3 separate regions of the Homo sapiens genome follow, and regions 1 and 2 are each linked to region 3. A link is a contact called in ENCODE Hi-C or POLR2A ChIA-PET data. All regions are on one chromosome and are shown on one strand. Each heading gives the region's core, a stretch centred on a gene start or an enhancer-like site at or near the end of the contact. The rest is flanking DNA. Distances are from core to core; before and after follow the strand shown. Region 1 overlaps LOC105370777 (a long non-coding RNA gene). Region 2 overlaps LOC105370777 (a long non-coding RNA gene). Region 3 overlaps LOC105370777 (a long non-coding RNA gene).

The links. Hi-C counts contacts between places; a loop is a spot of excess contacts on that map. ChIA-PET counts read pairs that join two places held with the same protein, here RNA polymerase II (POLR2A). Pooled maps may share reads with other maps.
Region 1: a loop to region 3 is called in a map of Caco-2, with 4 times the contacts of the local background. The contact joins two enhancer-like sites. A Hi-C loop is called at or near these places in 6 of 168 maps with a recorded cell type or tissue (Caco-2, HepG2, PC-3 and 2 more) and 1 of 50 pooled maps. POLR2A ChIA-PET finds 5 or more read pairs at or near these places in 1 of 52 experiments (BJ).
Region 2: a map of HepG2 shows a loop between it and region 3 (2.2-fold over the local background). The contact joins two enhancer-like sites. A Hi-C loop is called at or near these places in 2 of 168 maps with a recorded cell type or tissue (HepG2 and endothelial cell of umbilical vein) and 1 of 50 pooled maps. POLR2A ChIA-PET finds 5 or more read pairs at or near these places in 5 of 52 experiments (CD8-positive, alpha-beta memory T cell, PC-9, WTC11 and 2 more).

The regions. Positions count from the first base shown.
Region 1 is chr15:39,272,052-39,275,859 of GRCh38, reverse strand. The region is part of intron 1 of LOC105370777 (a long non-coding RNA gene); the gene reads left to right. Among named protein-coding and RNA genes, the nearest start is that of LINC02915, 23 kb to the right of the region's middle. RefSeq lists enhancers at 1-492, 493-994. Within about 2 kb of position 1,784, at least 4 of the 41 ENCODE cell types and tissues checked have a DNase peak (open chromatin) inside an H3K27ac peak, as active enhancers do; they include endothelial cell of umbilical vein, where a contact is called at or near this core.
Region 2 is chr15:39,358,937-39,362,485 of GRCh38, reverse strand. The region is part of intron 1 of LOC105370777 (a long non-coding RNA gene); the gene reads left to right. Among named protein-coding and RNA genes, the nearest start is that of LINC02915, 110 kb to the right of the region's middle. Within about 2 kb of position 1,810, at least 2 of the 41 ENCODE cell types and tissues checked have a DNase peak (open chromatin) inside an H3K27ac peak, as active enhancers do; they include endothelial cell of umbilical vein, where a contact is called at or near this core.
Region 3 is chr15:39,122,854-39,126,524 of GRCh38, reverse strand. All of the region lies in intron 1 of LOC105370777 (a long non-coding RNA gene), which reads left to right. Among named protein-coding and RNA genes, the nearest start is that of LINC02915, 130 kb to the left of the region's middle. Within about 2 kb of position 2,296, at least 5 of the 41 ENCODE cell types and tissues checked have a DNase peak (open chromatin) inside an H3K27ac peak, as active enhancers do; they include endothelial cell of umbilical vein, where a contact is called at or near this core.

The DNA.
Region 1 (3,808 bases), core at 535-3,034, 150 kb before region 3:
ACACATGATATATACTACAAAAATTATAATTACTACCATATCTAGCTCAGAAAATCTTTAGATTTTTTTAAAATTATGAGAATGATTAAGGATCCTAGAAGACTATCAATATCAGCATTTTTCCTTGATGCTTCACTTAATGGAAATTGGTGCCATCCTAAATTAAATGTTAAATAGTAAGTGTTGTATTCCTTGCTCTTTGTTTCTGTCAGATATTAGGGACAGAGACAAGTTATCAGCCCCTCCATCTCTGCTCCAACTCTCTGAAACCTTTATGAGGACCTCATGTTCCCTTAACTGGAGGCAAAGCCCTTTCCTTCCAGCAGCAGCGAGGAGAGGCGGTGAACACGCAGGGTGATGGCCTCTCAACCCCCTGCCATGTGGCTGGCTCACAGCCTTCTCAGCTTGCATGTGAAAAAGGAGTTTATGGGCCACCTGATGGCCCTGGCTCTGAAGAGATGGAAGAAACAAGGGGTCTTCTAAGCGTCAGGAAGCTGATGCTGTCTGTTGAGAGGCTTCTCTGACATCACTCCCTCACCTTCTACCACCCTGCTCACCTGCCTCCAGGCTCTAGCAACTGGGCTACTTGCCGCGGGCCTCTAGGCCAGCATGGAAATCCCCACAGCAGAGGGAAATCCCAGCAGAGGCCTAGGGTCCCCAAGGATAGCATGCAGGCCTGGAGGGGCTGGGGAGAGGGGCAGGAGGGCCAGCTGCTTCCCACTGCTGCCTCAGGAAAATGAGGCAGAACTAGACTATCCTAAAGACCTTACTGATTTTCACTGAACTTCTGTTCAGCTTTTGTTGGCCCTTATCTTCTGGTCTCCTGTAAGATTTTTTTCTGGGCATCAAGGATTGGACTAACCAAGCTTCACCTTTTGTTTTTGTTACTTGTGTGTTTCGTCTCTTTTCCTCAAATATCAGGTTAGGGTGTGTGGCGGTGACATTACTTCTTCAGCTATTTATCTTTCTATAATATTTCCATAGTCCTCTCCCTATTTCTCTGCAGTTTCAGCCTTTTTTGTTTGTTGTTTGTTTTTGAGACAGGGTCTCATTCTGTCACCCAAACTGGAGTACAGTGGCACGATCATAGCTCACTGCAACCTTTGCCTCTGGAGGTTCAAGCCATTCTCCCACCTTAGCCTCCTGAGTAGCTGGGACTACAGGTGCATATCACCATGCCTGGCTAATTTTTGTATTTTTAATAGAGATGAAGTTTCACCATGTAGCCTAGGCTGGTCTTGAACCCCTGGGTTCAAGCGATCTGCCTGACTCAGCCTCCCAACGTGGTAAGATTACAGGCATGAGCCACTGCATCTGGCCTCTGCAGGTTCAGCTTTTAATATTTTGCACGAGTTCATCAGGTCAAATTTTAGTTGTGTTCCAAATAGAATACAAAACATTCTGGTAATTGACGAGTACAGTGTTTCTCAATCATAGCTGCTTATTAGAATCACTAGGTGGACGAGGCTATTTGAAAATCCTGGTACCCAGGCTGTACACTCTGGTCCAGTGAGACCAGAATCTCTGGTTGTGCAATCCAGGTAGTCTGTACTAAGAAACAGTGCTCTCATGGCAAGTAATACCTTTATGTGGCACACTAATATTTGTCTTTGCTGTTTTATCTTAAACCAACATTTACCACATCCTCAAAGGATACATTAGAATATTAATTGGCAAAGAGTATAGCCATGCAGAAACTGAATTATATCATGGTCTCCATTGCAGTCTGTAAATACTTCTGAGGTCGTGTTGGCAGAATGCCTTTCAGTGTCCTTGTATTTGCTAGCTGCTTTGGTGGCTGACAGCCTAAAAGAGACTTGCCTCAGGAGAGCAAATAAGAAAAAACAAATAAAACTGTAGATATGGATGTCGTCACATTTCAAAGACTGCTGGCCCATTATGTAAAATGCAATGACACATTATTACAAATATTTACCTTAATTTTTCCCCCCTGTAGTCTTTGTTCTCATTTAAACACTGAATGGCCATTGACTTCTTTTGAAAAAGAAAAAGAAAAATGGTAAGTCTTTCACTACCTTTCTCTTCAGACTTGACTTAGATTTCCTAGTCCCGCTGTTTGAGATGACTTGATTGCCTCTGTTTCAAGCTCTGTGGTTCATTTCTTCAGCCTCTAAGCTGTTTCAGCTTCCTTTAGGCCATGGATAGAAAGCTGGTGAAAATCGGCAAATATTTTGCATAAATAGTTGTTGGACCCCAAACCTCCACAAACCAACTTTTGAGTTTTTTTCTTTTTAAGGAGAAATGGGTAGAGAAGTGAGAACCAGTTTTATGGATCTGGTGCCTAGCAAGGTGCCTGGCAGGCAGTCTGAGAGCCCCAGATATTTGTTGAGAACCTGAAACACAGTGCTCGATGGAGTTCTCCTCTATTTCTAATCGCGGATGGTATTCGGGGGTTAGCAAGCAGAAAGAATTTCCCGGCATGAGAGAGGTAAAAGGGAAGAATGTCTCATCCAGAATTTTGGCAATTCCATTTTAGAATTTTCTTTTAATTGGAGGGGCATATTGTTTGTTTGCTTTTTAAAGAAAAGAATCACAGTTATTTTAGGATGTGTGATCCTGGAAGATATTATATTCAGATCTATTTAAAAGAAAAACATTTAACTTTTTTCCAAGACTCAGTCCCTGCTCTAAGTTTTCTCATAGTGCGTAAGTTTGTCAGGCATGTTTCTATATTCATTGGAAAGAATAAATGACAGTTGGAAATAGAAGGATTGGGGCAGCTGCAAATGACAGGCAGGCTGCACACTGGAAATGCCATGGGGTAGAATTCCTGAGACTGCAGTACAAGCAGTATTCCCTAGACCTGTGAACTTCAGTGGTCCTGAGAAGGAGACTGGACCTTCTTCATGCCAGTAATGACAGTGAAGAATCACAGTTGTCATTTCCACCTCTGCTTACAATATTCGGTTGACTAGTGTTTAAGGGTATTCAGTAATTGTATTCTCAGATCTGGTCCATGCATTGCTACCTTAGTCCACTTTAGGGGTAATAGCATAGGCATAGGAAGAACATCTACTGACCTGGTAGAAAAGATGCTCTGATAACATATGCATCGTTTATTTGGACAATAATAACATTCCAAGGAGCAAAGGTCAGACTGTGCCTTTCATCATTTTCTCAGACAGTCTTCTTTTAGCCACAGCACCTCAGCTGGGGCAACCATGAAGTACAGCTAATTTTCCAGTAGAGGACAGAACTGTGGTTTGCTATGTAGAATAATCTCAGCCTGCTATAATTAATATTATTTTTCTCCCTGTTCTTCCTGTCATTCCCATCATGATATAATAGCTCACTACTACCCAAGAGTCACAGAAAACTAGATAACTAGATGGAATTGTTTGGCCTGGTCCTCTGGATAAACATCTCTTGCCATTGTCACACTGAGGGTCCCCTCTTAGCCCAGTCACCTGGTTTCTCCATATGATTCTGGAATCTGGTTGTCTGTTGGACTCTCATAGAAGTTCCTCTGGAGGAAAGACCGTCCACTCAGTCTACAGCCAAGCCAGGATAGGATAGGTATGAAGAGTGCTGGGTTTTCAGGAAGCAGGAGAAAGATCACCAGGCTGAGGGGCTTCCCCAGGTCCTTTCTGAAAACAGATTTGCTAGATCCTCATGACAGTTCAAACTGAGTGTTTAAGGACTTGTACTCATATACTGAATATTATGTCTCTATAATCAGGGGAGTGGACAAGGTATAGAACATAATGTCAGACATAAGTCTCCCCATTCTGGGAATTTATAGCCTGCTGAAAAAATTTCCATGAAATTATTAAACACCAGTGTCTTG
Region 2 (3,549 bases), core at 561-3,060, 240 kb before region 3:
TGTGAAATAAGATGACAATATTGATACTGACAGATAAATCTTAAAATAATCTTTCTGCTAGTTGGCAAGTTCACTATAGATAGAGGTCGTGTCTTGCCCAGCTTTGAGCCAACAGTGCCTAGCACACTGAAAGCGTCAATAAATGAATGAAACTCTTCTCATTTGTCTCCTGGCCCTTGAATTGTCCTCTTACAGATGTGAATCTAGTGGTTAAACTATCTTTTTTTTTTTGAGACGGAGTCTCACTCTGTCATCCAGGCTGGAGTGTAGTGGTGCTATCTTGGCTCACTGCAACCTCTGCCTCCCGGATTCAAGTGATTCTCCTGCCTCAGCCTCCCTAATAGCTGGGATTCCAGGTGTCTGCCACCACAACTGGCTAATTTTTTTTTTTTTATTTAGTGGAGACGGAGTTTTACTATGTTGGCCAGGCTGGTCTCAAACCCCTGACCTCGTGATCTGCCCGCCTCATCCTCCAAAGTGCTGGGATTACAGGCATGAGCCATCATGCCCGGCCTGGTTAAAATATCTTTAAAATGTCTTTGAGAGAATATTTTATAGCCAACTCAGTAACTTCTACTCCCGATGCTTATATTCTTAAAGCATTCATTTTGCATTTTAACCTACATCCTACCTGCCGTTATTCAAAACTTTTGTTTTGTTCCGTCCTTCATGAAACTAAATGTCTCCATCTTCCATATAAAGTGGTCTCCTAAGTTAAGTAAATGGTCCAAGTGAGCCACTGCTGTCCTCAAACAGTGAGAGGACCCAGCATACATGAGTCACAAAGCCACATGAATGACAGACACACACATACACACACACACGCATAATGTGTTCTAGAGAAGCAACAATGAAAAACATGTACATGACTATGTGGATGTTTCCTTGGCTAGTATGTTTTTCTGTTGATGCTTTGCTTCTAAATAATATTGAGCTCCTAATCTTGCATAATAGTGTAGCAACTTTTTAACTTTTAGGGGTTAGTTTTTAATTTTCTTGTACCTTTTTAATTTGAAAAATGTCAAACTTAAAAGAGGAAATTCCTATATACTCTTCCTCCCCCCAGGTTATCACCATTTCATTTGATTTTGTTCTCTTTCTCTGCATGTGTTTTTCAATCTTTTTTTTTCATTATTGTTCCCTCAAGGAGGCATTTTAGACCTTTTTTTCCCTAATTACCCCATGGAAGTTTAAGACCACAGACATATCGTGTATCTGTTTGTGTAGTGTGGCCTTTTGGGGAGCCACAAACCATTGTATCTAAGAAATTTCTATCCCCTAAGAGCCGATGTTTACCCTCTAATTTGTCTGTATCACTTGAGAGTAAGTTGGAGACATAGTGTACTTTCCCCTAAATATTTCAGTATTTATTTTCTAAGAACAAGGGCTGCTTCTTACATAACCAAAATACAAATATCAGAATCAAGAAATTGAACATGGGCATAGTATTGACATAGTATTATTATTTAACCCACAGTCCATATTCAAATTCTGTCAATTGTCCCAATAATGCTCTTTATAGCTACTTTTTCTCAGCCAGGTTTCAATCCAGGATACATAGGGCAGTTAGTTGTTGTGTCTCTTTAGTCTCTTTTATTGTAGAATATTTCCTCAGTCTTTCTTGATCTTGACATTTTAAAAGAGTACAGAGTATTCTGTAGAATGCTTCTCAATTTGGTTTTGTCTAGCATTTTGTCTGGATTAGATTCAGGTTATACATTTTTGGTGAAAATGCCATTAAAATGATGTTATGTCTTTCTTGGCACATCGGGACACACATGATGTCAGTGTGTCCCATTACTGGTGATGTTGACTTTGATCATGTGCTTTAGGTGGTGTCTGCCAGTTTTCTCCACTGCAAAGTTACTATCTTCCCCTGGTAATTAATAAGTAATTTGTGGGGGAAATACTTGGATGCTGTGTAAATATCCTGTTTCTCATAAAACGTTATCTGCTGGGTTTAGCATCTATGAATGATCTTTCAACCCTGCCATCCTTCTATAGTTTTTAGGTGGAATTCTGCTGTAGGAAAGAACTTTCTCTTTGCCCTGCTTATCTACTGGACTCCTGAATTCTAATTTTATTCATTAATTCATGATCTGGAACAGAAACCTATAGTAGTGAACAGAGGCTAAAGGCAATTAGCTCATAAGAAACACACAGAACATATCCACACACACATACTAAATGTGTATACACACACAGGACATATATATACACATATACTAAGCGTATACACACACACACACACACACACACACACACACACACACAGAGACACAAAAATATTGGAGACAGCTTCTAAGACCATTTGCTGATGAAGGCATTGCTTATTCCACAAAAGGCAGAACACGTGTGATGGACTTCTCAGAGAAAGCCGAAATCAGTATTCACAGCTTCTAACAGTAAATTGAACATGAAAAAACTCCACTAACTACTGATCATTGGACCTGATTGCTTGTGGTTCTGGGAGAGAGAAGAGACATCTGCACAGGAATTGGAGCCAGGCCCTGCCGCATGCAGCCATCAGCCTCAATGTGACACTATGAGCTTTGGCTGGGAATAAGACACTACATCTTGGCTTGGGGACACAAACCTGGAGTACTACCAGAGTAAGGCAACCAACCCAAAAGCTACTTGACAGGGAGAGGAGTCTACCAAAAAGAAACAAAACAAACAAATTCCCTCCCAAACAAGGTAAGCTTTCAAGAAAAATTACAAAGCACACAAGAATATTTTCTGGCATGAGGATAGTCAACAGACCCAAGAATCTGTGGAGTCCATGCATGAAGAACCAGACATAATGGTGCAATATTAAATGTTAAAATAAGGATTCTTGAATCATCAAATAAGTAAAAGAGGGAAGGGGAACAAAGAATTCTTAAGAATAGATAGGGATTAAAATATAGAAACCTTGGAAGTGAAAAGTGTAGTCATTGAAATAGAAATTGCAAGTGATAAGGTGAACTGTAGACTAGACATCTGGGCCAGTCTAGGGTGAGGCAAGGAAGGTATCCAGGGTGCAAAATGTAAGAAGGCACTCACTGTCGCTGCCAACCCTGAACTAGCGCATGCCCAAGAGTGAGTGACTTCTTACATTGTACACTCTGAGTACCTTGCTTGTCTTACCCTTGTCCCATCGCTGGTTGACACAGTGGAAGGGAAAATTATGAACTGAAGATAAAACTAAAGGAATGACTGGGATAGCAGATAAAGAGGTTTAAAAATGAAAAGAGCAGCTGAGAGATCTGGAAGAAAGCTCCAAATTATATTTTTTAAATCCCAGAGAAGAGAAAAATAAAGAGTAAAAAAAATATTGAGAGGTAACCTGAAAGTTTCTACAAGTAAAAATGTTAACCCTTTGATTGAAGAATTTCATCCTTATAAATGAAACTTTAAATGATTTATGATTCATTGCTGAAATATGAAGGGCCCAAATTCCTAATGATCCCCTGACCCTGGCCAGTTTAATTGGGTTGAGTAAATTCTATTTAACCTCAGGGCATTGGCTCATTAGAGAGAATTATGTATGGTACAAAGATTATATTC
Region 3 (3,671 bases), core at 1,047-3,546:
AAAATTATATAAATATATGATTAAAATATTATATTTCAAGGCAACATAAGTCATAAAATCAGAATTTCTTAAATATTGCCCACATCCATTTTTGGAATAATTTAACCTTCACCACTTATTCACTGCGGGAGAGAACTACGAATATTATCCAGTGACTATTACCCAAGACTTACAGGTCTGAAAGAATGTTGCCAGAACCTAACAGACATTATTATCAGGGAAAGTCATTCCTAACTACAAATGACAATGTGATGCTCCATATTAGCATTAAAGAACAGTAGTTGCATCCTTGTTCTTCTTCAGGTAATGAATGAGCCATCTCCACATTTTGGTAAAGTAGGTTATTCACCTGCAGGAAACTGTAAGACTAAATTCTGATTCCGCAAAGACCAGGAAGACCCACCACACAAAACCACAACTGCTCCCCCTGATGGCTGGTGCCTAGAATTTCACGCATGCATCTTAGAAAATCCCATCAGGCTAAAACAACTTTCCTATGAACATCAATAATGTGTCAGTCCATGGACACAGGAAGGGGAACATCACACACCGGGGACTGTTGTGGGGTAGGGGGAGAGGGGAGGGATAGCATCAGGAGATATACCTAATGCTAAATGACGCGTTAATGGGTGCAGCACACCAACATGGCACATGTATACATATGTAACAAACTTGCACATTGTGCACATGCACCCTAAAACTTAAAGTATAATAATAATAAAATTTAAAAAAAGAATACCATAAAAATAGATTTGAAAAAAAAATAATGTTTCAGCCATTAACACTCTCCTATATTTTATAGAGAAGCCTTAGAATAAAGGCATCTCAAAATGAAAGTTGAAGGGAAACTATAAAGCTGGAAAATACATTCAGGATGGGAGACACAGTGAAGGTCAGCTTTGCTGATTTCATAGTTCTGTGTGAATCCAGCACTGGTTACCTGTATACATTGACAATAATCATATGCTTACCCTAATATCTAGAATGGAGAAAAGACTATTTAGGGGGCTGGGAAACCCACTGTTTGTCAAACTAAAGAATGTTTGATTATCTTTCATGACTCCTCATACCATCTGGTGAGTAATAATGAGCTCATTCTACTTCATTGATTCCAACATTTGATATTTAAAAGTGGTAATAAAGACCTTCATTACCTCTAGCTAACTTGGATCTGACTATGAACTGTTTACAAAATTCCAGTTTTCAAAGGGAAATTCTTTTAGGAGAATGCTAGGCAAATGGTGGCCCACGTTGAGGGAGTAAATTGACTCTGTAGTCAGCGAAGTGATTATTTTTGTAATGGAGCCCACAGCAAAACCCTTTGCAGCACTCAGAAGTCATCAACAGAGCTTGTTCTTGGCAAACCAGAGCATTCTCTGCTTCAGAGAATTACTTTCTAATTACTAAAAACATGATACGGGAGGAACACATGTTGGCTCCAACCAAGTGTATAAGTGGTGGAAAAGTTCAGTGTAACTGTTCAGCGAAACTGTGAAGAAGTAGAGTCTATGGGACTGTTGCTGGGAACATAGGAGTGGATGGGAGCCAGGTTTTTCTTCTCTTTGTGGGATTTGGGAGTTAGGTTATATGTCCTGTCTTTGGAAATTAAGAACTGTTGATATTCAAGGATAATCAAGGAAAAGCACTTCCAGGAATGGGAAGGTACATAGGCTAATTGTATCAGTACAGCCTGTTGCCCTGTGGACTTTGGCTGCCGCGGCCATATGATCTAACTAAGATGTTAAAATAGCAGATGAACATTTGCTAGATGAAGTAAGTTTGTCCTGATGGCTAGTTCCACTCTTCACTCTCCTGATTGAAAAAAATGTTGGCTTTCCTTCACTGCGGTGTTCACTAGATAGAAACTAAAACCGGCTCTGTGAAGTGAGTGGGAGGGTGAGGAAGGAAAAACAGTCCAACTAAAGCAGCTGAAGTAGGAAAGGGTCATGTGAGGAAGTGGAAGAGGTGAATGCCCTGGAAAAGATGGATGGAGGCATTTTTCTCAGCCATTTCGTGGTTGGATTGGGAGACACTGAATTTGGAAAAGCAGTCAGACAGAAGCGTTCCGGATAGCCAAGCTGTTGGCGTACCACCGAGTGCCAATTCTCAGGGTGTTACCCAGTCATTCTTGGGGTTTGTTTAAACATGGCAAGAGTTCCTGGGAAAAACCTGAGGCCACATTACTTAGCCATTTGAACTGCGAGTCCAAAGTAATTTTTTAGCAATTACAGTAGCATATGTATTTGCAGAGCAAAGACGAGTCACCAAGTCAGAGGATGTCTGTTGTTCACAGTGTCAATATGAAACATCAGCATGCTCCTGTCTTAGTTATGGGAATTGAGCCCTGGTCCATGCTCCAGCTCTGCCATCTCCAAGGTAGTATCACAAAGCTAAATTGTGCCCCTGGACTTCTTCCTGGATGTAATCTAGGACTTGCCCTGGGGATGAAGGCAGAGTTATCCTTATTCCCACTTCTACTTCTGCCATTCCACTTTCTGTGATTACTTCGATGTTTCTCTCCCTACCTCTCCCCAGCTCATTTTATTCAGCTCATTTCCTTTTGACAAGTAACCATTCACTGACTAGCGAGTACCTGATTCAAGGAATACAAGATGACCTATAGTAACTTATACTCTGTTAAATCTAGATGATGTGACTGTAGAATGAAACTAAACATCAGGTACCTCTCAAGCACCATCTTCAGCAAATCTCAAGTTTCTTGACTGCCCACATGGATCTCTTTTTTAGACTTCATTATTTTTGTTCCTGTCTCTGCCACTCAATAGCTGTATGACATTGGTAAAGTTACCTAACTTCCCTTTGCCTCACTTTCTTCATCTTAAGATTATTATGAGGATTTAATGTAGTGTATGTAAGATCCTGTTACACAGTAAGTGTTCAATAAACATTATCTACTATTATGTTATCCTCTTTTTTTCACTGCCCATTAAGAAGACTTTTTTTTTTTTTTTTTTTTTTTTTTTTTGACGGAGTCTCGCACTGTCGCCCAGGCTGGAGTGCACTGGTGTGATCTCGGCTCACTGCAAGCTCCACCTCCCGGGTTCATGCCATTCTCCTACCTCAGCCTCCTGAGTAGCTGGGACTACAGGCACCCGCCACCACGCCCAGCTAATTTTTTTTTTTGTATTTTTAGTAGATACGGGGTTTCACCGTCTTAGCCAGGATAGTCTCGATCTCCTGACCTTGTGATCCACCTGCCTCGGCCTCCCAAAGTGCCGGGATTACAGGCGTGAGCCACCGCGCCCGGCCAAGAAGACACTGTTTTATATTAAATGTCTTTCTTAGTGCCTTTCGTTTTATTTACTACATGCACTTTATTATATATTGCTTTTTTCTTTATTGTTACGGATGTGGTATCTTAAAACAGCAGCCAGATTTCATCAGTTTGGGGGAAAAGGACCACATCTTTTATTCTCTCCATATCCTACACACTACCTAACAGTGCTAGACATACAAAGGGTGCTTCAAAAATACTTGTTAATTGAATAAAGTATGAGTAAAAAGAAAGACTCTCTCTGAGTTATAACTCCATTGAAATTTCCTCAGCAGAATGGCCCCCATACTTCATAGCTGCCTCTATGTCTTTACATAACAATCTCGGTTCTTTCTTTCTTAAATCATTTTCCTCCAACCTCTGAGCTTCTTTGCCC